2 separate regions of the Homo sapiens genome follow, and region 1 is linked to region 2. The links are chromatin loops, found by intact Hi-C in ENCODE. Cell type or tissue: GM12878. All regions are shown on one strand. Each heading gives the region's core, and the rest is flanking DNA. Links, peaks and the distances in the headings are about the cores only. Region 1 has its middle 240 kb from the start of CCDC140. Region 2 overlaps MOGAT1 (monoacylglycerol O-acyltransferase 1).

Region 1 (12,253 bases), core at 2,232-10,231, 630 kb before region 2:
TAACTAAATTCTGCGGTAATATTGGGACAGGAACCTGTCCAATACCAAGAATGTATAAACATTTTTATCATGTAAAAGAATATTTAAATATTAATATCACAAAATCTGAACCTTTTTCATGTCCTTGAACCACACAGTAGAAAAGGAGTATACAAAAAAAAAAAAAAAAAAAAAAAGAGCCAAGTAGGGGAAGAGAGAAACAGACACAGAAAGGAGATTGAAAGCCAAAGAAACACCTTTGCAATTCTCCAGAAATTAACTCTGTCCCTCCCACCTCATCACTATAGAAAAGGAAGCTCTAAAGGAAGCCTATGGTTCACTCCACTGCTCTTCTTGAAATAGCATTAGGAGAGATACCTAATGTAAGTGACGAGTTAATGGGTGCGGCACACCAACATGGCACATGTATATACATATGTAACAAACCTGCACGTTGTGCACATGTACCCTAGAACTTAAACTATAATTTAAAAAAAGTATTAAAAAAAAGAAATCTCCAAGGGCTGCTAAAAAAAAATACAATTCCCATTAACGTGCAAACACCAGCTGTGTTGGGCCTAACACTCTTTTACACTTTAATTAAAAGGAACCCCTCTAATCAGATGATTTGATTGCCTTGCTACTTAAAGTGTGGTCCAGGAAGGACCAGTAGCATCAGCAGCACCTGGAAATTTATGAGAAATGCAGTCTGTCCCGCACACCCCACACCCACTGATGCGGAATCTGTGGTTTATCAAGACCCCCAGGTGATTCACATGCACAGTGACGATCAATCAACTGACACTGCTCTCAGCTGTTGTAAAGTGGCAGCCTTGACTGGTACAGACAAAAAATCATTTTGGTTCCCAAAGGTCTTTAAAGAAGGTGTGGGCAGGGAGCCCTTCAGAGCATTGGAGAAGGTGCCAAAGACCAATTTGCCTTCTTAGCTTTTTCCTAAGGATCCAGGGGCCTGCAAAACTCTACCTCCACCAAAATCACCTGAGTATGCAATGGATTGCTAAGGCCTGTGAGGTTCATCTGACTGTGTTGAAATATAGATGATGTACACACAGAACATGTACAAGAATTAATGTAACTGAAACCCCTGTGATTGACTGATCAACTGTAGTGTTGGGCAAGGGACATTATGCAACTCTCCAAGGCACCCAAATTACAGCCAAGGGGCACCCAGGCATAAGGAGAACCTGGTTCTTGTTGTGTTACTGTGAGTGTATGTCAGAAGCTCTGATGAGTATGCTTACACCCTCCACACCACGTAAAAATGCAGAATTGTGCAATTAACTAGAGGATGAGGATTGAAAGATGCTCCTACTCTGAACAATTGAATAAACTATTTGGTGTTTCTTAATCCACTGAAACAAAAATTGCCTAAGCAGTATCTTTTTCAACATAATTACCTATGTTTAAGATTCAAATAAAAACAGTTACTCCAAACTTTACAATATGCCCTTCCTTTCTGCCTCCTCCTCCTCTTGCTTTTCTCTCCTCTTCCTCTTTCTCCTTCTCCTTCAACCTATCTGCTTGTGAGCCTGACTGTCATAATTTTCTGATAGCTTTAATTGTATGTTTTCCCTAAGATGGAGTCTAAACCTCAAGGGTTAACTGCAGTAACGTCTTTCACCTGTGGAGGGGCACTGACGCGCAGCAGAACCGAAGCAGGCTTTGGGCAACCAACCTCCCGCTGGGCAATTTAACCAGAGTCACAATTAGAGACCAAGAGATCTGTTGTTGGGTCTGGTGCGGAGGGAAGAGTGCTCTAATTAAGTTGGGAGCGGCTCAGAAGGAGCAGAAATAGGCAATGATTCCAGAAGAGGGGAGTTCCAGGAAGCAGCCAGGAGGGAGGGGTGGGAACTCTGATTGCATCCTGGAGCGAGCAACTCATAAAACCCCGAACCCTGCCTCCAAGGCTTTGCCCCAAGGAGCTTCTTAAAACAGAGCCAGAATTCACTTCATTTAAAAGAATAGCTCAGCATGTAGCCACTAACTCCCTCTAGCAGAGGAAGCCCCTTGTTTCTCCCTGAAGAATGCAATGAAGGTTGAGCTTCTATCTTGCCAATTACCCCATAATTAGAACAGCTGATGGCATACTGAAGGGGGTGCGTGTGTAAGTGTGCATGCCTGTGTGTTTTGGGAGAGGAAAATCACTCTTCACCCAAAAAGAAAGCTTGAAAGGATGATGCCCATAATTTGTTCATTATCACCAACCCACTCCTTTGTAGGGCAACATGCTTTGAGTTCGGAAGTAAATCTAGATCCAGTCCTATGCATAGGTACCTTTGTAAAGAGGACATGAAGCCAGGTATTTTAGATTGAATTCTGGTTTCTCAAGTAATGTTTAGAAATGAAGAACTCCCTTCCCATTTAACTTCCTTTAACAACAGTCTGTGCCTGCAATGCCAAACTCTCAGTTTTAAATATTTAGTCCTGCTGAACCTGCATTTATTTGTTTTTATTTTTATTTTTATTTTGAGACAGGGGTCTCACTGTGTTGCCCAGGCTCGTCTCAAACTCCTGATCTCAAATGATCCTTCCACCTCAGCCTCCAAGAAGCTGAGACTACAGGCATGAGCCACCACAGCCAGCTAGACCCACATTTTTTAAAAAAAATTATTTATTTTGCTCATCCTTTAGACAATACTTTTTTTTTTAATTTGGTGTGTGTGTGTGTTATTATACTTTAAATTCTGGAATACATGTGCAGAACGTGCAGGTTTGTTACATAGGCATACATGTGCCATGGTGGTTTGCTGCACCTATCAACCCATCATCTAGCTTTTAAGCCCCACATGCATTAGGTATTTATGCCAATGCTCTCCCTCCTCTTGCGCCCCAACCTCTGACAGGCCCTGGTGTGTGATGTTCCCCTCCCTGTGTCCATGAATTCTCCCTGTTACACTCCCACTTATGCGTCAGAACATGTGGTGTTTGGTTTTCTGTTCCTGTGTTAGTTTGCTGAGAATACGTATGTTTATTGCAGCACTGTTTACAATAGCAAAGACTTGGAACCAACCCAAATGCCCATCAGTGATAGACTGGATAAAGAAAATGTGGCACATACACACCATGGAATACTATGCAGCCATAAAAAAGAATGGGTTCATGTCCTTTGCAGGTACATGGATGAAGCTAGACCTACATTTATCAGATAATTGTGAAGGCAGCCGAAGAATCTTGTCCCCATAAACATGCTTTCTCTCCTAGAGATCTCCAGTACCTCATGAGCTATAGAATATACATGATTTCTAATTATATATAAAGCCAGAAAAATATTGAAATGTGATGATATGCTTTTGGAGGGGCATTTAAAATCTTATGAACTCCCAATTGACAAAGGAAAAATGACCCATACTTAAATTTGACTTCTTTCCTAGTGTTTTTTCTAGTCTTTTCCATGGTTTTTTTTTTTCAGGATTTTTGAATAAGACATTTCAGTCTTTGTAATAAAACCATCAACAGTATCTCAATCCAAATTTCTAACAGTTTACATTCTTAGGAATGTGTGCTTTATTAGACTCATAAACAGTAATAATCGTGATTGCTACAATTTCGTGAATGCTGGTTCTATGCTGGAAACTGTACTAGGTGCATTCTATGGTCTATTGCTAATCCTTAATCACCACCCTGTTTGGCAGATGCTATCATTCCCATATTAGAGAGTAAGATAAAGTTAAACAAGGACTAGAGCTATTTCCCTAAGGGGGAGATGAGGCATTAACCATGCCTTTTCGGTTAATTCCACAAGTAAATAATACTAGATACTCAGTGTCATCATCTCTACAGATTTATTGCCTTCCTTCTGTGGACCAACCTCTTTTCTAGATGTTCATAAACATTGGCTTATTTAATCCTTGCAAAAGTCTCAAGAGATGCCTCTAATTCTCACCAGGGTGGGGGTGAGAAAACTGAAAATCAGCGATATGCTCAGAAATGGCAAAGTTAAGAACCTAACACAGATTTTTTTATGTCAATTTCAATGCCTTTCCACTAAAATCCGATTGCATCCCAGACAAACAAAAATAAGAAAGTCATACTCACTTTTGTAATGTGGCAGGAGCAGCCTGTTTACTGCTGTGCCTTCACTGTCAAAAGCATGCCTGAACTTTTCCCAGCAGGCAGCTGAAAGTGTAGCGGAATTATCAAAGGGGTGCCATTAGCAAGAACTCTGTTCGAATCTGCTGCGATGCAATAGCTTAAGGGAGTGGGTTGTTTATCCCTTAAGGGAACTTAAGGGAGTGGGTTGTTTATCCCTTAACACTTGTTTCTCTATCAGCCAAATGGACATTCTTACCTGTCTCCTCATCATCTTTGGAAATTAAACTCCATGAGGGCAGGGACTTTGTTTATCTTGTTCACTCCTCTTTTCTCAAATGTTTAAAACATACAATACACTTAAAATATTTTTGTAGGGAAAAAGAACATGATTCACAGGTTTTGTAAAGATCAGATGAGTTCATATGTATGAATGTTCTGTTTATTCTTTCTCCCTCCCATCTGAGAGATTAACCTTCAAATTAGGTTAGCTTAGTCTTGTAAACTAGATCTGTCTACACATCTAGATATGGATCCTTCTTGACTTCTAAAAAGCCTTATCTTTTAAGTACAGTTGGAGAATGCCTAAAGCTTTGGGATTTTTAAGATTCAGTGAGTGAAAAACAATTACCAAAATACTTTAATTTGCTTTCTAGCCACTTCATCCATATGACTTTGAATCGAACACTTAAAACTATCTGAGGTTCTGAGAGTGGGGATGCTATTACACTCTTAAGGTTATTACAAATATTAGCCTAAAAGTATAAAGAATATTTTTTCTAAATGAAAAATACTTGTCAAAGCATGCTTGTTAATCAAAACTGCTGTCAGTCTAGATTACAAATTCAGATCATTTATCTTAATGATTTGGCAAGAAGTTTTTAAACTTAATAATTGCATTGACAATAATGATGAGAGCTAATACTCACTGAGAACTTCTAAGGGCTGAGTGCTCACTCCAGCACTTTACATGTGTCCATTCATTGAAACCTCACATCTCTCCTGTGAGATGGGTGTCGTACATGGGTAAGCTGAGGCACAGGCAGGCTAAGTAAAAGATACAACCAGAAAGTAGGGTTTGAAGCCAAGCAACTGGATTCAGAGACTGAGCTCTTAACTACTAAACTGTGTGTGTTTCAACTTCATGATTGAGCCATCTCTTTAGATCAGGGTTCTCTACCTTTTCGCAGATGAACTCCTTCATCAGTCTAACAAAACCTATAGGCTGCCTGTCAGAGTAATGCTCATAATGCTTTAAATAAAATACATAGGATTACGAAGAGAATAAATTACTGTGAAAATAGTTATTTAAATGTTTTTAAAACTAAATGTACAACAAGATAACATATTTGCTTCTTTATTACCTGTTAAATAACAAGAACTGGTGTGAGGGTCTGATCATTGCTGTTATTTAGTAGATGAATAGCATATGTAATGACATGAAAATGTCTCATTTCTTTTGGTGTCGAAATCTCAGGTATTGCTAACACTACCGTGGTTTGCAGCTGACGTTCTTGATTGAAGGAAATGCTAAATTTCAGATTTAGAGTAGTGAAAATAAAGATGTAAATTTTTCCCATCCAAATTTCTGGACCACTGGATTCTGTCCTGCTCTTCTTGAGCAGACCTTCAGTTCAGTAGCCTAACTTTAGAACGTGTTTATTGTTTCCAGGTAACAGAAAACTCTCACTGGCATACTTTGAAATAGATGTAGGTTTTCCTTTTGAAATATCATGGTAGTTTTAACTTGGACTTTGTTGAAACATGACAAATTAAAACATGTCAAAGGGCTTATTTTCTATATAGAGTGCAACTCTTTTCTGTTTAGGCTTAACTATCAAAACTAATTTCAACTGTTGCCACATCACTTGAAGTTCATTAATTAGTGAATATATGGAGATATAAACTCAAGCCAGCCTAATCTAAGAACTGTAATTTAGCCTGCTTGTACATTTCTGTGATACTACAGTACAGTTCTCGAAAACAATCTGTCTTTATTCTATACAACCACTAGATGGCACTAATTGTTTGCTAGTCCTCTTTCTGCCCAAAATTCTACTCCCCCCCTCCACCCTCCATTTCCCACCCCCAAATTGAGAAAGGTTTATCTGGCAACTTTATCCACAAAAACTAAGCGTTGACATATCTTTCTGAAATAAATTAAAGCATTTTTTTCATTCCGTTTTTATCTTTTAAAGACCATTACATCATTTTGTTCTTTCTTCGATTCTCCAGGGGGTTTTTCAAGTCCATTAGAACTTCAGCAATTCAAAATGTTTCGCACCAATTAGAACTAGCTTCTTCAAAACATGGTGTGCTTTTCCAGCAAATGCATGATCCATGGGAAGCCTTGCTTCCTATCTGGGATGCCGGCAACAGAAGCATTTTTAGAGCAGCAAAATTATTGTGTTACATGTCTTCCTGTCACAGCAGCTAGATACTTGTCCTCCACTGCTTCAGAGAAATCACATTTATAGGCTGGTGCATCAGTCCTGGGTCATAAATAGGACAAGGGCTGCACTCAATAAAACATTGGACCAACACACTTCTCAGTGATATGGGATTGGTGAGAAGCATTTTTAAAGGAGTAATAAAATGTAACTATGTTTTAAAACTGTCTCTTGAAATAAGCACATTCTTACATTAGCATCTGAAGTAATGTACTAGCAAGAAGCACAAAAAAAGATATATTTCCAGGAGTACTGAAGTCCTACTGTTGTATTTCTTGGTGTAAAACACATACCACTGTGTTAATTTTCATAATTTTGTATATTGCATGTAGTGTCACATACAATGAACCAATGAGTGCAAGCTACTCTATTAGTCATTTGGATCCAGACGAAGGAATCAGATTGAATGGTTGTCATTGAGGAGGTAGTATCCCCATTCTCTCTGCCTCTGATAGAAATCACCATTGGAGCTGTGAGTGACAACCCTACCTCTGAGCGTGGGAAATCTGATTGTTCATTGTAAATATTTACACCTCCATTTACCATCCAAAGCCAAACATGTGTTTAGCTTCCCCCATTCTAAAATTTCATCGCAGAATCGATCAACCTTCAAAAAGGTTTATTATATCTCCTAAAGTTATGATTGTCAAGAATACAAGACTCCTAATGACATGGATTTTTTTTCCAACAAGAACAGGAAAAAAAGCTGGGTTGGTGGGGAGCAGTAAATTCTCAAAGCTCAAGAGGCTATTGTTAATATTTGTACCACTCTATTGATTTGGGGCAGAGATGTATGGGTCCATGCAGGGGAGGGCAGCCAGAGGAAAAGAGTGGGCTGGCATCAGCCAAAACCCAAAAGAGCTTACATGAATGAAATGAGGCTAGATCACAAAAGGAGTTTGTCTTGTCTCCTGGTTTTCCTGTGGCTGTGTTTATCTGCTTACTGTTGGAGGAATATATATATCCACATGGTATTTGAAAAGCCTTGGCTTTTGTGTCTAATATTCCTAGCCAGTGTGTCAAGTCCCAGAGCACCAAAGTTCATGCAGTTCACCATTGGTTGCAGGTGGCGTCCCCAGGATTCTCTAGCATGGCTCTATGGGCTAAGAGAGAGACTCTTTCTCCAGGGCGGGGAGGGGATGAGGGTATCAATTCCAGAATGCACTTGGCACTCACTCACTGTGGTTCTTTGAAACATTCCAAGAGCAGTTTTCCACAGAGTGAAAAGAAAGTAAGAAGCCAACTCAGTCCCTGGAAATGGAGTGTTAGGGAAAAAAATAATGCTTTCCTGTTCTAATACATTTGTCTTCCTAAAAGCTTCTTTTTTGTACTTTTTTCCAAAAAATTATTATCTTTAGATCTAGATACAGGAAAAACATTTTCAAAGATACATTTGGTTAAGTGCTTTTTAAGCATTTGTTTGGAATTAAGTCTGACATTCTCTTTTTCTCAGATTGCCCTACAAATTAGCACAGAATTATTGGCTTTTACCCAGAGAAAAAGAAGTGGAAAATAATAATAATGGTATGAAAGTATGGACCAGAACTCTGAATCCTGAAAGAGTTTACTTATTTTCCAAGAGAAGGGGTAGGGTGTAGGCAATAGATTTCGTTTGTGTGTGTGTGTGTGTGTGTGTGTGTGCGTGTGTGTGTGTGTGTGTGTGTGTGTTTTATACATGCCATGTAAGAATTATTTCATATTTCGGCCGGGCACGGTGGCTCAAGCCTGTAATCCCAGCACTTTGGGAGGCCGAGGCGGGCAGATCATAAGGTCAGGAGATCGAGACCATCCTGGTTAACACGGTGAAACCCCGTCCCTACTAAAAATACAAAAAAGTTAGCCGGGTGTGGTGGCGGGCGCCTGTAGTCCCAGCTACTCGGGGAGGCTAAGGCAGGAGAATGGCGTGAACCCGGGAGGCGGAGCTTGCAGTGAACCGAGATCGCGCCACTGCACTCCAGCCTGGGCTACAGAGCAAGACTCCATCTCAAAAAAAGAAAAAAAGAATTATTTCATATTTCAAAAACTTTGTTTCTTTGGAAAATCAACCTTGTTGGAGGTAGACGCACCTTTTCCCAATACTTTTGAACATGCCCACTAGTCTTTTCTTTTTCTGGACTTTTTCATCTGGCCTGCTTATATAATTAGACTACAAATCAATCAGTACAGCTCTTGATTTTCTGCAATCTTTAGCTTCAGGCTCTATGATGATATAATGATCTCACCACATTCTGCTTAAGCCAGACAATTGGATCTGCCATTTACCTTAGTGTGCCAGGAGGTGAACATGTACTACATTTCAGGAAAAACAGACCGATTTGTTCAGGTGTGAGCAGTGGTTTCTTAACCGCCAAAGCATTCCAGTTCAACAAGATGTTCCAGGAAAATATAATTTTGGAACCAGTTGGTTCAGCTCTAGGTAGGAGAGGCTGCTTAATTACTCTCAGGTGGTCTCCAGCAAGAACAGTGTCTCAGCTTCACAGCAACCAAAACCTGCCTGCAGATAGGCAGGCCTTACCCATAAACCTTCAAGGATAAGAGATGGAAAGTGAACTGGGCCAGGTCTACTTCACGACAGCAGTTACTGGAAAGTGCCAGAACTAAATCATGGGCAGAGAGGGAAGGAGGCACTAGGTGGAGGGCATGGTAAAACAGAACCTGATGTCTCAGATTCCCCAAGATCTTAATCAGAGTCACTCTGTGCTGTTTTACTGTCTGCATTCCTACCTTTCTCCAGCCACTTCCCATTACTTTATCTCCCACTTGAAAAGGTTTCGTTTTTTCATAATCTGAAGCAGTTCTACGGATGAATCCAGTCCAGTTTTTTGAGCTGCGGGTCAGGTATGTCCTGAAACCACTTTCTCCCTCATTCTACTTCACGCAAACGTAAACAACGCAAAGGGCTGCAGGAGAGAGACACCCCGGGGAAACTAATCTTGTGACAAATTTGCTTTTCTTAGTTGTTTTCCAAAAACTTAAATTCCAAAGTTTTCACTGAGCTACATTCTATTAAAAAAACAATTCTTTCCCAGCCGTGTAACTGAAGTACATCCTACCCTGGAAAAAGATCAAGGACTATTAACGGCTAAAGAAGATAATTTCAGTGCTTTGACTTAACAGACAAGAGGCCATCTTCCTGTAGGGCACAGAGGGAAACCTAGTTTATGCAGGTTTATTTGTTCATATGATGGCAAAAGAGAGAAACCATCTCAATTTACAAGCTAAGACAACTTAACATAGAGATCATGAAAAAAACACAGTTTGGGAAACGGTGGGAAAGAAGTTAAAATCTATGAGCAGAAAAAAAAAATGAGTTGTAGCCAATGGCCAGGGTTTTTCATTAAGCTAAATCATAACCAAACATTAATAGGGATCAGAGCTAGATCCAAATATTAAATATATCAGTAATGATAACCAGTGGTATATTAATGACATGTCATTAATGTAAGAGGCAGTGGAGAAAAATGCTTATAATATAATGTGATCTTAAAAGCAGAATGCATCTTTGGCTAGAGTCACAGAGTGAAGAAAAAGAAAAATTAATTTTAAAAAAGCAGAATGCAATTTAAAGACTACAAAATGACATATACAATATTACTTTGACAATCGTAAAAGATTAATATGAATAAAGACAAAATGGAATATGCAAAAATAGTAATAGTTGTTACGTAGACAACAGAATTAAATATTTTTTCTTCTTTCCAATATTGTCAATTTACTTCACATTTTTAAAAGATTAACTTCCAAATCAAAGAAAAAAAGGAACCAAGAAGATTGTGCAAATCGGAAATGGAAGTCACTGCCTTATCAGAAAAATGCCATAATCAAAACAGTGTATCTTCGTGGAAGGCCCAGCTGCAAAAACACAAATCTAACCTCAAGACTATCAGCTTATTCAGGTAAAGTCACTGATCAATTTGGGCCAAAGCATGAGGCACTGGTTTTAGTTACTCAACTTGAAAACCATCCCCAGGTTATAGGGAAATGAGAAAAGGGACGCTTAGGCTCCTGAAGAAAGACTTGAAAAGTTAAATATGTTTCGTCTGGAAAAAAAAGACTGAGAGGTGATCTCATTTCAGTGTTTGGATACCTGCAGCAGATATTCCAGGCCCAAGGATGTGACCTGTCCTACTCACTCAGAAGCAATAGGAAACTGCAGAAGGAAAGGGTTACATTAGAAAGATTTCCCCTCAAAGATAATTACATGTTTATTCCAGTTTTAGTCTAAGTGACAGGATTACAGTTCCTTCCCCATCTGTAATCCAGGGAGAATAATGCTTGCTGCCTAAGTTTTAATGGATATAACATCTGTAAAATACTTTGAGCTCTTCAGATGAAAGATGTCACGTGAGTGCAAGGAATTATTGTTATTATTTTTGTCTCCTGCCTTCCCTATTGGTATAAGTTTCTTTGTGACATTTACAGGACCCTCCAGTCAGCCAGCTGCTCTGTAACATATCATCTCAGTGATATTTTAAATCCTTCACGTGGTTCTGATTGTACCCAGAACAAGAGCAGCTTAATTGTTAATTGTTTGTCTTGAAGGATGTAGAAGTAGTCACAGCACCCGTTCAGGGTTAGGGGGTCAAGGTTTTTCCTAACATCCACTTCAGGGCTTATGTGCTGGCCTCATAGCGGTGGCACGGTTGATGGATCTTGTCTTTCTATTCATTTCCTTTGAACAACTGTCTGACGGCAGAGCATTGAACATATAGCCCTCCTCCACAATTTCTGTTTTTTAAGAGTCTGCATTCAGCTTCAACTAACATCTAGGGAGTGCCTCTTCAGTGTGTGCCTGGCACTGTTCGCACACCTTCGACATGCACTATCTTGTTGTTTTTTTAAAAATAACTGTTTTCAGCCAGATGCAGTAGCTCATGCCTGTAATTCCAGCACTGTGGGAGGCTGAGGCAGAAGGATCACTTAAGCCCAGGAGTTGGAGACCAGCCTGGGCAACATAGTGAGACCCTGTCATCACACACACACACACACACACACACACAGAGTAAAATAATTTTTTTCCCTACTAAGTAGCAACATGTCCATATTACTTAAAAAATTTGGAAAAGGCAGGAAACTTTAAAGAAGTAAAAAAAAATAAATGAATAAAAACCTGTATTCCAGTAATCAGAAACAATTGCTGTAGACATTTTGGTGTATATATTCTTAGTTTCCCTTTCTGTGTGTGCACACCTATGCATGTTCTTTTTACCCACTTGCTGTTATTTCATAAACTTTCCCATATTTTTAAATTTTCTTCACAAACATGAGTGGTCAGGGTGGCCTAATATTCCATCCTGCGGAGGAGCAGTGAATTGTTACGCTTTACCTCACCTAATTTTCAAAATATCTGCATTTCAAATGAATAAAATAATCAATGGATTCTTCGTCTAAGACATTTTATTTTGGATCTTTTACCAAGTCTTTGGTCCTGAAAACAACCCTGTAAGATAGAAATTATTTTACAGATAAAGAAGTAGACCCATAGGGATGAAGTCTCAGTTAGGGTTAGTAGACCCAGAGGGTCTACTTCTCAGTTAGTCTCAGTTAGGGTTAGAATTAGGGTTAGAATTAGGGTTAGGGTTAGGGTTAGGTTTGTTCCTGGTTCAAACAATCAGAAAACTAAAGAACACAATCTAGGCCCAATGACCAACCCAGGCCTTCCCTGTCATATCATATCAGTAAACAACATGAAACATTGGACTCCTGGATTGTTTTATAGGTTTCCACATAAATTGTTCTTCTCAAATTGTGGAAGTCAAAAAATAGTCCTTCGT
Region 2 (12,253 bases), core at 1,447-9,446:
CAGTTTTTCCATCTTTGTAGAAAGGAAAACAGAACCTCCCACTTGCCTGCTTCTTTATGCTTACGAACCTGCTTAAGCACCTGTAATAAGTTAGTCTACAGTGTTATTACCATTAGCTGGAGGATAGCGTGGCTTTGTGAAAAAGTGCATGGATTTAAGGATTAGGCAGATCCAGCTGCAAATCCTTTGGACGCTCAAATTCCCTGAGCCTCAGTTTCTACAACTGTAAAATGGGGCAATAACGTGTACCTTGGGGTTTCAAAGAGGAATAAATGAGATGCCCTATATACAGTGAAGGATAATCGTTCTCCACTCAATAACTATTCTTTCCCTGCCCTATTTCACTGTAGCTTATCTGATCAAACTTTGAGTACAAAAGAATGAGGCCCACATGTTTCCTGTCATTTTTTTGCACATCTTACCAAAATAAACAGAAAACTAACCAATAGTGGCAAATCATCAGTACTCAGATCTGGATAGAAGAAAGCAGAGGAAGCAAAATGGAATGATCCTGGTAGGAATGAGGGCAGAGGGCACTCTTTACAGCATGCTTTGGACTCATGGAAGCTTTTCTGGTGGGTCCAGAAGGTAACAGGATACCCCACAGAGGTGTGGAGGACACATGCTACCTTAACCTTTCATCCAGTCTTTCAACCTTTAACCAACTCTGGAGAGAGCAGCAAGTCAGTTTCCTGACTGGGTTCAATGATATATCTGAGAAATTTATTGATTTATATGTATCAAGAAATATAAATAGTCCAGGTGCTGTGGCTGACACCTGTAATCCCAACACTTTGGGAGGCTGAGGCGGGTGGATCACTTGAGGTCAGGAGTTTGAGACCAGCCTGGCCAACATGGCAAAACCCTGTCTCTACTAAAAAATACAAAAATTAGCTGGGCGTGGTGGTGCGCGCCTATAATCCTCGCTACCTGGAAGGCTGAGGCAGGAGAATCGCTTGAACCCAGGAGGCAGAGGCTGCAGTGAGCCAAGATTGCACCCATGCACTCTAGTGTGGGCAACAGAGTGAGACTCCATCTCAAAAAAAAAAAAAAAAAAAAAAAAAAGAAAGAACAAGAAAGAAAGAAAAAATATATATAAATGTTGTTTTTGGTAAAACATGTATGTCAGTATATATGTATATATTTCAATAACAGATTAAACGCTATTTCTCAGATACTTTGGTGGATCATTTGGGGACAGGGTTGTCTTTAACAAAGTTGATTGGCAGTAGATAAGAGTTTGGGGGTGGAAATGAACCCTAGATTGGAGACTGCAGTGTGTTATAGAAGAGAAAGCAGCAACGGCATTCCTTAAAGTCATAGTAGCTGACATTTAGTGAAGATTTGCTATGTGCCAGGGTTTATGTCTTCATGAACATTCTCTTGTTAGCATGTTTCTCTTTTCATAATTTTTTAATTGTAGTATATAACATAGACATTTAAAAAATGTATAGCTGAGCTTCATGTGTTACTTGAAGGTAACCATTCTTGTCACTACAACCCAAGTCAAGTTTTGACAGTTTTTGCCCCGTGTATTTTGAAGCTATGTTATTAGGTGCATAAACAATTAGGATTGCTCTCTCATTATCACATGTTGCAAGAAGTGATGCATGCTAAGATCTGAAGAGTCCCACCTTTGCTATTTCTGTCTCTGACAGTAGAGTTCCTGAAAATGAAGTTTGTTGCTAGAATGTGCCCTCTTTGTGGGCACATGAATAATGGCTGCTTGGTCAAGGTAGGAAGATGGAATTTTCTGTAGTAGGAAATTCTCTACATCCCTCCTGTCGGTGATGATTCTTCCATATGTTCACATAGGGGAGCCAATGTAAAGCTATGACTAAGTAGTTAGACCTTAACATCAGACAGATCAACCACTTATATGCTGTGTGGCTTGGGCAACTCACTTAACCCTTCGATAAGCTTCCATTCTCTCTTTTTTAAAAAGAACATTATGGCTCAGTGTTTCCTCTACCGATTCCTTCCACCTCCCCCTTCAAAAATAAAGAGTACTGTGGCTACTTTATTGGTATGTGGCTATACGACGATTAAATAAAAATACCTTGGCAGGGTCCATAACACGATGCTTGGCATATAGTAAACACCCAATAAATGTTAAATAATACTGTGTCATTACTGTCTTGTTATATTACCTTACCTGAACTGAGGCTCAGTTTGACATATCTTATATGTATTAATCCCCCTGCCATGGGCCACTGCAGTGAGCAGATACTAACAGACTGATTCCATGAGACTTTTTCTTTTCTTACAGGGCCGATGTCCATTGGAATCACTGTGATGCTGATCATACACAACTATTTGTTCCTTTACATCCCTTATTTGATGTGGCTTTACTTTGACTGGCATACCCCAGAGCGAGGAGGCAGGAGATCCAGCTGGATCAAAAATTGGACTCTTTGGAAACACTTTAAGGACTATTTTCCAATTCATGTGAGTACAGTTGTTTTATAAAGTATTATTTTGATTTAGGAGAAGAGTGGAAATTTGTTTTCATCACATATATCTCAAGCTTCTTTTTCAGAGGGGATGTCTTAGTCTGTTTTGTGCTGCTGTAACAGAATACCAAAGACTAGGTAATTTATAAAGAAAACAAATTTTTTTCTCACAGTTGTGGAGGCTGGGATCTGGCAAGATACCAAAGATGCTGGCATCTGGCAAGAGCCTTCCTGCTGCATCAGCCCATAGCGCAAGGTAGAAGGGCAGGAGAGGGCAAAAAAGAGCAAGAGGGGGTTGAATTCATTCCTTTATAAGGAACTCACTCCCAAGATAACAAACCCACTTCTGTGATAATGGCGTTAATCCATTCACTCTGCTTTCATTCCTAATTACCTCTCATTAGGCCCCACCTCCCAACACCGTTGCGTTGGGGATTAAGTTTTTAAACACTTACTTTTGAGGGAAACATTCAAACCATAGCAGGGAGAAAGGCTGCAATTTGGTTCCAATTACTAAATGAACTGTAAGCTGACTTGACAAAATCTAGAAGGCTATATATAAAGGGATCTGGGCTCAGAAGATAGTTTAGAAATTTGGAAACAGCTCCAACCCAGGGAACAAAAATGAGTCATGTTCTCCATTTTCTCTTGACATAAAAACTAGTCCTTTTGTTTCTCATTGGAAAATAATAAGGGAAGTTTCTTTTTTTTAAAATCTCAATATGAATGTGCTGTAGCTTATCAAAACTCAAGATTTGGATCCAAGTCACAACTATATATTTGGGTTTCACCCCCATGGAATAATGGCAGTTGGAGCCTTTGGGAATTTTTCTGTAAATTATTCTGACTTCAAGGACCTGTTTCCTGGCTTTACTTCATATCTTCACGTGCTGCCACTTTGGTTCTGGTGTCCTGTCTTTCGAGAATATGTGATGAGTGTTGGTAAGTGATGGCAGATCACTGTTTCCACAGTGCTTTGGGGTAGCAGGAGCACACAGAACATTCCCTCCCAGGCCCATGTGTGTTTATGGTCTCTTAGAGTAAAACCTGTTTTATCCTCATCTGGCACTTCCTATGGTGTCTGGGTGTTTCCTGCCCTCCCCCACTGGACTGTAAGTGGCAGAAACACAAACTGTGTCTTCTTTTCTGTTCCATCCCAAGTATCCAGCATGGTGCCTGGAACATAGAAATGTTCAATGAATATTAACACAATGATCAAATAAAGTAATGAATGCAGTTTGTGTATTCAGATGTAGAAAAAGAAATCAGGGATCAAGTAAGTGACAAATCACACCCTTGGAGAGGCACCATGCATGCTGTTACGAATACTAGAAATGGAAAATGTCTTTCATTGTGTCTTGAAGTAACAGCAGTGATAAAACTAAGCATATTCAACTTGCTGTCTTCCTAGATGAAAAATAACTTGGCTCAGAAATAAGAGTCCAGGCCGGGCGCGGTGGCTCACGCCTGTAATCCCAGCACTTTAGGAGACTGAGGCGGGCAGATCTCTTGAGCCCAGGAGGTTGAGACCAGCTTGGGCCACATGGCAAAACCCTGTCTCTACAAAAAATGCAAAAATTAGCTGGGCATGGTGGCACACATCTGTAGTCCCAACTACTCAGGAGGCTGAGGTGGAAGGATCACCTGAGCTTGGGAGGTCAAGGCTGCAGTGACCGGAGATGGTGCCCCTGCACTTCAGTCTGGGTGACAGAGAGAGACCCAATCACAATTAAAAAAATAAATAAAAAGAGACGAGGGCAGTGACTCACACCTGTTATCTCAGCACTTTGGGAGGCCGAGGTGGGGTGAATCACTTGAGGTCAGGAGTTCGAGACCAGCCTTGCCAACATAGTGAAACCCCGTCTCTACTAAAAATACAAAAATTAGGGCATGGTAGTGGGCGCCTGTAATCCCAGCTACTCAGGAAGCTGAGGTGGGGGAACTGCTTGAACCCAGGAGGTGGAGGTTGCAGTGAGCCAACATTTTGCCACTGCACTCCAGCCCGGGCGACAGAGCGATACTCCGTCTCAAAAAAGAAAGAAAGAAAAAAAAGAATTGTTCATGGTCCTCTAGACTTTTATTACGTCCTATTAATCTCTCAAGTCACTACTGTCATTATATACCTGGTAGCATATCACTAAGCACCCAGGTACCAGAATTCACCGCTGAGTTTTCAGGTTGTTTTCAAAGTCCAGCCTGGTCCCGAGGGCACACTAGAGGGCGCACTAAACCCTCCAAGCTACCGGAAGATCCGGCATCTGGCCTGCAGAGGGTGCACTATCCCCCTCTTAACCACCGAAAGTGGGGTTGGGGGGGAATTACTTCTCTTCCTTGTTTTGTATACATTGTGTTAGAGTTTTATAAAAGGAAGACAATTACAGAGAAAAATGTTTAAATTTCACAAAAGCACAGAAACATATTTAAAGTGTAATGTTTGCTTATTCAAAGCATTGCCGCAGTGAGTTTGAGTCGTATAGTTAAGAGCAGGTTTGGCAAATTCATGGACAAGAGATGTAGGTACCCCCTTCTCCATAGCCTTATCAGACACATATACTCCATCTTAGAGTCTTTCTCCGTATAGTGCCCCTACAGCCACTGCAGTTTACTAGAGTTGGCTTTGGAGAGGAAAGCTGTTTGCAATCCCTGGTTTCTTTTTATTTATTTATTTTTTATTTTATTTTATTTTATTTTTTTTGAGACGGAGTTTCGCTCTTGTTGCCCAGGCTGGGGAGTGCAATGGCGTGATCTTGGCTCATTGCGACCTCTGCCTCCCTGGTTCAAGTGATTCTCCTGCCTCAGCCTCCCAAGCAGCTGGGATTACAGGCTTGCACCACCATGCCAGGCTAATTTTTTGTATTTTTAGTAGAAACGGGGTTTCACCATGTTAGCCAGGCTGGTCAAGAACTCCTGACCTCAGGTGATCCACCCAGCTCGGCCTCCCAAAGCGCTGGGATTACAGGCATGCACCACTGCGCCCAGCAATCACTGGTTTCTGACATCATGAATAGTTTTCTGTGGTACAACCTTCAGTTCCTTAAAAGGTAAATAGAAATACTCAAACTTTCAGCCAGTGGAGGTTTGGACTATCCTTGTTTCTAAGTCTAAAGAATTATCTATACTTCCCAGAACCAGCTTCCTAGGACAGCCCTTGGTCCAAGGCTGCCCCTCTCCACTGTGCCTGCCCAAGCGGCTGCCTCTCTGGGTGTGAAAGACTGACAGACATAGGCACCAGACCTCACGTAGTAAGGAACCATAGGGCTTCAGAGGGCCTTTGTTGACAGCAGTCTGTTTTGCTCTTACCCAATAGGATTCTGCATCTGTAAGTCCTTTTAAATCCCACCTCCAACCCATTCCTCTTGTCCCATTTTGGGTGTATCTATACCTATCAGGTGTCAGCCAGAGCCAACTGCGTTTCAGGTTCATACTTCTTTCTGTTTACCCCTTAAGGCTGGACAGGTAACAGAATCAGATCACAACAGCCTTATATACCATACAGAGGACTTTCGATTTTATTTTGTAGATAAGCCATGGGGAACTTGGAGGGATTTTGAGCAAAGGAGGGATCTGATGGATTTGGTGTGATAGAAAGATAATTCAGGCAGCAGCTTGGAACGTGGTTACAGGCAGGTAGGCCTGGAGACTGATGATGGAAGCGGCCTGTTGAGTGATGAAGGGAGAGGTGATAAGGGCTATGCTAACAGTGGCAATGGCACTGGAGATACAGAAGAGGAGATTAATATCAAAAATATTTGATACAGTCTCTAAGACTTAATGATTGATTCATCCTCATGAAGTCAGTAACTATTTTGTCATTATTATCAATACTTAGCCCAGTACCTGGCCAGTAGCAGGTGCTCAATAAATGCTTTTAAATGAATGAATGATCAGTCAATGTGGTGGCTAAGAAAGGAGAATGTGGCTACATATGGAAGAAGCTGTGTTTTGACCAGATAGATGATGGTCCCATTCACCTTGATAAATAATGTTGGAAGAGGGACAACTTTAAGGGAGAATTTAATGCATTCGGTTTGGAGACGTGTAGTTTGAGGTGTCTTAGAGCTGTCACTGTAGAGCTGTCAATTGGGCATTTGGAGATATGGGCCTGGAACCTCAGGAGGAAGATCTCCTGACAGATGGATTTGGGAGAACTCAGCATACATAAATGGTAGTTGAATCCATGGGTGTAGATGAGGTTAGAGGACAAGAGAGATAAGGAAGGACCCCTAAGAAATAGCAGCATTGAAGGATGGCCTGAAGACAAGGAGCCTGAGGGAAAACGGAGGAGTGGCCAGAGGCAAGCTAGGAGAGCCAGGGGTGTGGAAACCCAAGAGGCCCTCTTCCTGGTGGAAGAGATGCACCCAACTCTCACTCAGGTTCACACAGAGCAGAATGGCATGTCTTGACCTCAGTGAAGGTTCAAACCCATCTAGGCAGGCTCAGGCTCTCTACCTCTAACCCAGCATCCTCTGCCTCTTAAGAGGGCAGTTGGTCATTCAGAATCCTGTCATAATTCCTCCCATAATAGAAACCCAGAGTAAAATTAGCATATCATTTTCTTCAAGTGATGAGATATGCTATGTCTTTATAAAGACTGTCTAACACTTTCTGTTATGACTAAATAAAAATGGATAAAACCCAGAATGGAAAGAAACATAAGACATTAAAAAGTGATTATTTCTGAAATGTAGTTCAAGACTGGTTTGTATGTTTGTCTTTATTCTTTCCTATATTTTCCTCCAAGAGTATGTAGAACATGTGAAATCTGAAAAGGAATCTTTTAAGTTATTTTTACATGGGAAAGCCTGAAATACAGACCGAACAATTATCTAACTGTTTTAAATGAACAATTTACCAAAGTCAGACTATACTTATTGGAAACATGTAGAGATCTGGCAAGTGATCTAGGTTGTCAAATGTCTTGTTTTTTTTTTTTTTTTTTTTAACCATTTTGTATTAGTTCATTTTCACACTGCTGATAAAGACATATCCAAGACTGGGAAGAAAAAGAGGTTTGAAAGACTTACAGTTCTACATGGCTGGGGAGGCCTCATAATCATGGTGGAAGGCAAGGAGAAGCAAGTCACGTCTTACATGGGTGGCGGCAGGCAAGGAGAGAGCTTGTGCAGGGAAACTCCTCTTTATGAAACAATCAGATCTCATGGGACTTATTCACTATCACGAGAACAGCATGAGAAAGACCTGCCCCCACGAGTCAGTTACCTCCAACTTGGTCCCTTCCACGACATGAAGGAATTGTGGGAGTTGCAATTCAAGGTGAGATTTAGGTGGGGGCACAGTCAAACGATATCACATTTATATTATAAATCCAGGTTTGGAAAATAATGATCCATATAGAATATCTGAAAACAGGCCATTATATATTCAGAAAATCCACTGCAGCCTCTTGGAGAATATACTTTTTGGTTCTGTGTAAAAATTCGCCATGATAAATATCAAGGCCACCACATACAGCTGTGCAGGTTGTGCACTGAACAACTCCAGGGGCAGGGGATCCTTTTACTTAGAATGCAATATAAATGGTGTCCTCTAGAGTTCAGTAGTGCACAACCTACCTAAACAAACAAGTGGTAGACCTAGTAATGACTGAATGACATTTTAAAGACCTAGCCCATTACCTGCCAAGATGTTAACTTATTAATAGAATACATTACTAAAGATTTGGCTATGAAAAATTACAAACTTACAAAGTGCTCCAAAGGTAAGCAGTGTAGGAAATTTTGTTAAATGTTTACTATTGTCATGGAATATTATGATAAAACATTGTAATATTGTTAGAAAAGGATAACTAGTTACTTTTTGTTTTATTCACTAAGGGCTGGTTTCAGTTTCCAAGAAAAGTGTGTCCTACATGGTAAGCAAGGAGGGAGGTGGAAACATCTCTGTCATTGTCCTTGGGGGTGCAAAAGAATCACTGGATGCTCATCCTGGAAAGTTCACTCTGTTCATCCGCCAGCGGAAAGGATTTGTTAAAATTGCTTTGACCCATGGGTAAGTGGCTTTTTGTATAAAGTAGGGGGTCAGAAAAGTTAAGACATTATTAAACAAACCACGAAGAAGTAAGGTGATTTTCTAGCCCTTAAAGACCTCCTCCAAATCGATCTGACAGTAAAAGCAGGTGTGGATGTTCTTGGGGAATGGAATATGACCTTTTTACTACAGTAGCTCAATGCCATGACATTCAGCAATTAAACTTAACTCTAAAAGCAAAACAACGAGAACAACAACAAAAACCAACATTCTATATATACAGTGTAATTTTCCAGCCAAATCAACAGTGGCCAAAGCTATAGATAAAAGAGAAGTTTCCTGGAACCCTAATTTTCTATAGAATAAAATCCTGTCAATGGCTAGCCTGCTGAAATTCCTCCCTAAAGAATGTCAAGTTTAAGACAGTTTCAATGAACGTGAAGTTAGCAATATAGGAAGGCTTGGGCACATTTAAAAAATTTTTCAGAAGTTGTTGCAAGAGTCAGCTAAACAGAATAAATTATTTGAATCCTTTTCATTGAAAATTCTCACCCGTCCCCTTTGTTATTGCAGCGCCTCTCTGGTCCCAGTGGTTTCTTTTGGTGAAAATGAACTGTTTAAACAAACTGACAACCCTGAAGGATCATGGATTAGAACTGTTCAGAATAAACTGCAGAAGATCATGGGGTTTGCTTTGCCCCTGTTTCATGCCAGGGGAGTTTTTCAGTACAATTTTGGCCTAATGACCTATAGGAAAGCCATCCACACTGTTGGTATGTACATAAAATAACTACAACTATTAGCTTACTTTAAGCAATGTTTCTTGTTATTGATTGAGGTGCTAATGCAAGGGAAGTGGCTTTGAGTAAGAACTTCCTGAAACAATAATCCTGTAGATGTTATTTGAGTTTTGTTTCTGGTATTCCTTTTATTTATGAAATGACTACATTTTCCACTAGAATAGGAATTGATTACTTTCAAGAATACTGCTATTGCACTACAAGTAAAATCCAATTTTCAAAATAAAGTTTCTAATACTCTATAATGAATCTATTTCTCTGTGCCAGCCAATTATAGCATAGCAATTCTTTGATGACAAGTCATATCAGAGTTTACAGATAGATGAACATTTCTGTATGATAAGTGTCCTCATTATGTTCAGTTCACATAAGCATCAGTTTCTATAGCAAAAGCTTTTTTTTTGCAGCTAGCTGTTTTATATATATTCTGCTATTCTGCTATAGACTTATTTTTTTTTTATTTCAGTAGGTTTTTGGGGAACAGGTGGTGTTTGGTCACATGAATAAATTCTTTAGTTGTGATTTCTGAGATTTTGGTGCACCCATCACTGGAGCAGTGTATACTCCACCCAATATGTAGTCTTTTATCCCTCACCCCTCTTCCACTCTTTCCCCCGAGTCCCCAAAGTCCATTGCATCATTCTTAATGCCTTTGTGTCCTCATAGCTTAGCTCCCACTTATGAGTGAGAACATACGATGTTTGGTTTTCCATTCCTGAGTTACTTCACTTAGAATAATGGTTTCCAATTCCATCCAGGTTGCTGAAAATGCCATTATTTCATTACTTCTTATGGCTAAGTAGTAGTCCATGATGTTTATATACATATATCACAATTTCCTTATCCACTCAATGATGGGCATTTGGGCTGGTTCCATATTTTTGCAATTGCAAATTGTTCTGCTATAAACATGTGTGTGCAAGTATATTTTTCGTATAATGACTTCTTTTCCTCAGGGTAGATACCCAGTAGTGGGATTGCTAGATCAAATGGTAGTTCTACTTTTAGTTCTTTAAGGAATGTCTACAGTTTTCCCTAGCGGTTGTACTAGTTCACATTCCTACCAGCAGTGTGAAAGTGTTCCCTTTTCACTGCATCCACACCAACATCTATTATTTTTTGAATTTTTGATTATGGCCATTTTTGCAGGAGTAAGGTGGTATCGCATTATGATTTTGATTTACATTTCCCTGATCATTAGTGATGTTGAGCATTTTTTCATATGTTTGTTGACCATTTGTATATCTTCTTTTCAGAATTGTCTATTCATGTCCTTAGCCCTTTTTGATGGGATTGTTTGTTTTGTTCTTGCTGATTTATTTGCATTCCTTGTTGATTCTGACTCTTAATTAGACTCATTTTATTTTAAAAAGCTGCATGTTTGGGAGAATCCAGTTGAGGGAGGAGGGTGAAGACCATGTTGATAAAAATACTGAGGAGTTGGCCAAGTGTGGTGGCACACACCTGTATTCCTAGCACTTTGGGAGGCTGAGACAGGAGGAATGCCTGAGCCCAGGAGTTCGAGACCAGACTGGCAACAAAGCTGGACCTCATCTCTACTAAAAATTTTAAAAATTAGCGGGGCACCATGGCATGTGCTTGTAATCCCAGTGCTTTGGGAGGCTGTGGAAGAAGGAGCACTTGAGCCCAGGAGTTGGAGGTTGGAGTGAGCTATGATTGTGCCATGACACTATAGCCTGGGTGACAGATCAAGACCCTATCTCAGAAAAACAAAAACAAAAACAAAAAACCCAGGAGCAAAGTATTTAGCTCCCTCAGATTGGAAGAGGATTGGAGAGCTAAAATGAGAATGTGCTGAGCCAGGCACTAATAGCAGAATTACTAAAACTATAAACATATTATGAAGCTGGAAGTAATATGTTCACCATGGATAGCCCATTAAGTAAAATTCAAATATAGTCAAATATTGTTTTAGGTCTGTTTTGCTAGGCTAGGATTTTACTACCATCAGTTTATAAGTGCTTTCCATTTAATATGCAATCACATGACATTATTTTTCCCACAGTAATTACGTTTATTATTATTAAATCTTAAGTATCTGAAAGGTATAAATGTGGGTCAAATGGAAGAAAATAGGAACTGAAATAAAACTATTGCAGACGCACATGAAGAGTGACTTTTCTGGTTTTCAATCTCTCTGAAGGGAATATTGAGGAGAGTAATTCTGATATGGAACTGAGTTGGGGATATATTTCTTTCCTGGGAGAAATTCCTGTGGAAGGGAGACAATTATCAGAATCTTTTTTTTTTTTTTTTTTTTTTTGAGATGGAGTTGCACTCTTGTCACCCAGGCCGGAGTGCAATGGCATGATCTGCAACCTCCGCCTCCTGGGTTCAAGCAATTCTCCTGCCTCAGCCTCCCAAGTAGCTGGGATTACAGGCATGCACCACCACACTCAGCTAATTTTTTGTATTTTTAGTAGAGACAGAGTCTCACTATGTTGGCCAGGCTGGTCTCGAACTCCCGACCTCAGGTGATCCATCTGCCTCAGCCTCCCAAAGTGCTGGGATTACAGGCGTGAGCCACCGCCTGTACAGAATCTTTTTTTTTTTCCTTCAGGTCAGATGGGTAATGTGCCGATGTTGTAACAAGGTTCAGAGGGTGGCACATTTCACATGTGCCCGTGAGCACCCAATCTTCACGCTCATGAACTACAGAAGGACCGAATTATCAGACTCTTAATGGACACAGGAACATATGTTTATAAGACATTGAGATTCTTATGACAAGAGACATCCCTGTAGGGAAGCAGGTCATAGACATAGCAGATGGGGTTTTAGTGAGAGACTGGAAAATGAATAGCATGAACTGAAATAAAATAAGGATTCCTTGTGCATTTGGTAGTACAATCTGGGGAGTAATTGCTAACTTCTCATGGACTAGTTGACCGTCAGGACAAAAGATGTTACTTCCATGTATTTCCTTTACTTCAAAAAGTTTCTCAATCCCCCAAGTGTAAGGGTGACATGGAAACAGGGAGGTGACATTAG

Evidence for each region. Hi-C counts contacts between places; a loop is a spot of excess contacts. Peaks named below come from ENCODE experiments on the same cell type or tissue, not always from the same donor. Only the 100,000 strongest peaks of a DNase experiment are listed, where the experiment ranks them.
Region 1: it touches region 2 in a loop (4-fold over the local background); 4 of 110 quality-filtered maps call a loop at or near these places.

Annotation. Positions count from the first base shown.
Region 1 is chr2:222,051,390-222,063,642 of GRCh38, forward strand. No RefSeq gene overlaps it. Among named protein-coding and RNA genes, the nearest start is that of CCDC140, 240 kb to the right of the region's middle. RefSeq lists an enhancer at 1,461-2,222. In GM12878, for the core only: a CTCF peak has its summit at 6,034 (motif pointing right); no DNase peak of the experiment used is centred there; H3K27me3 peaks cover 120 bases.
Region 2 is chr2:222,686,075-222,698,327 of GRCh38, forward strand. It overlaps MOGAT1 (monoacylglycerol O-acyltransferase 1), which reads left to right. Exons shown (of 6, transcript NM_058165.3): 2 at 2,270-2,448; 3 at 3,191-3,395; 4 at 8,288-8,462; 5 at 9,015-9,214. LOC124906151 (small nucleolar RNA U13) reads right to left here and starts at 11,926; the gene lies at 11,822-11,926. RefSeq lists a silencer at 2,537-2,739. In GM12878, for the core only: CTCF peaks have their summits at 4,698 (motif pointing right) and 8,005; a DNase peak (open chromatin) is centred at 4,736.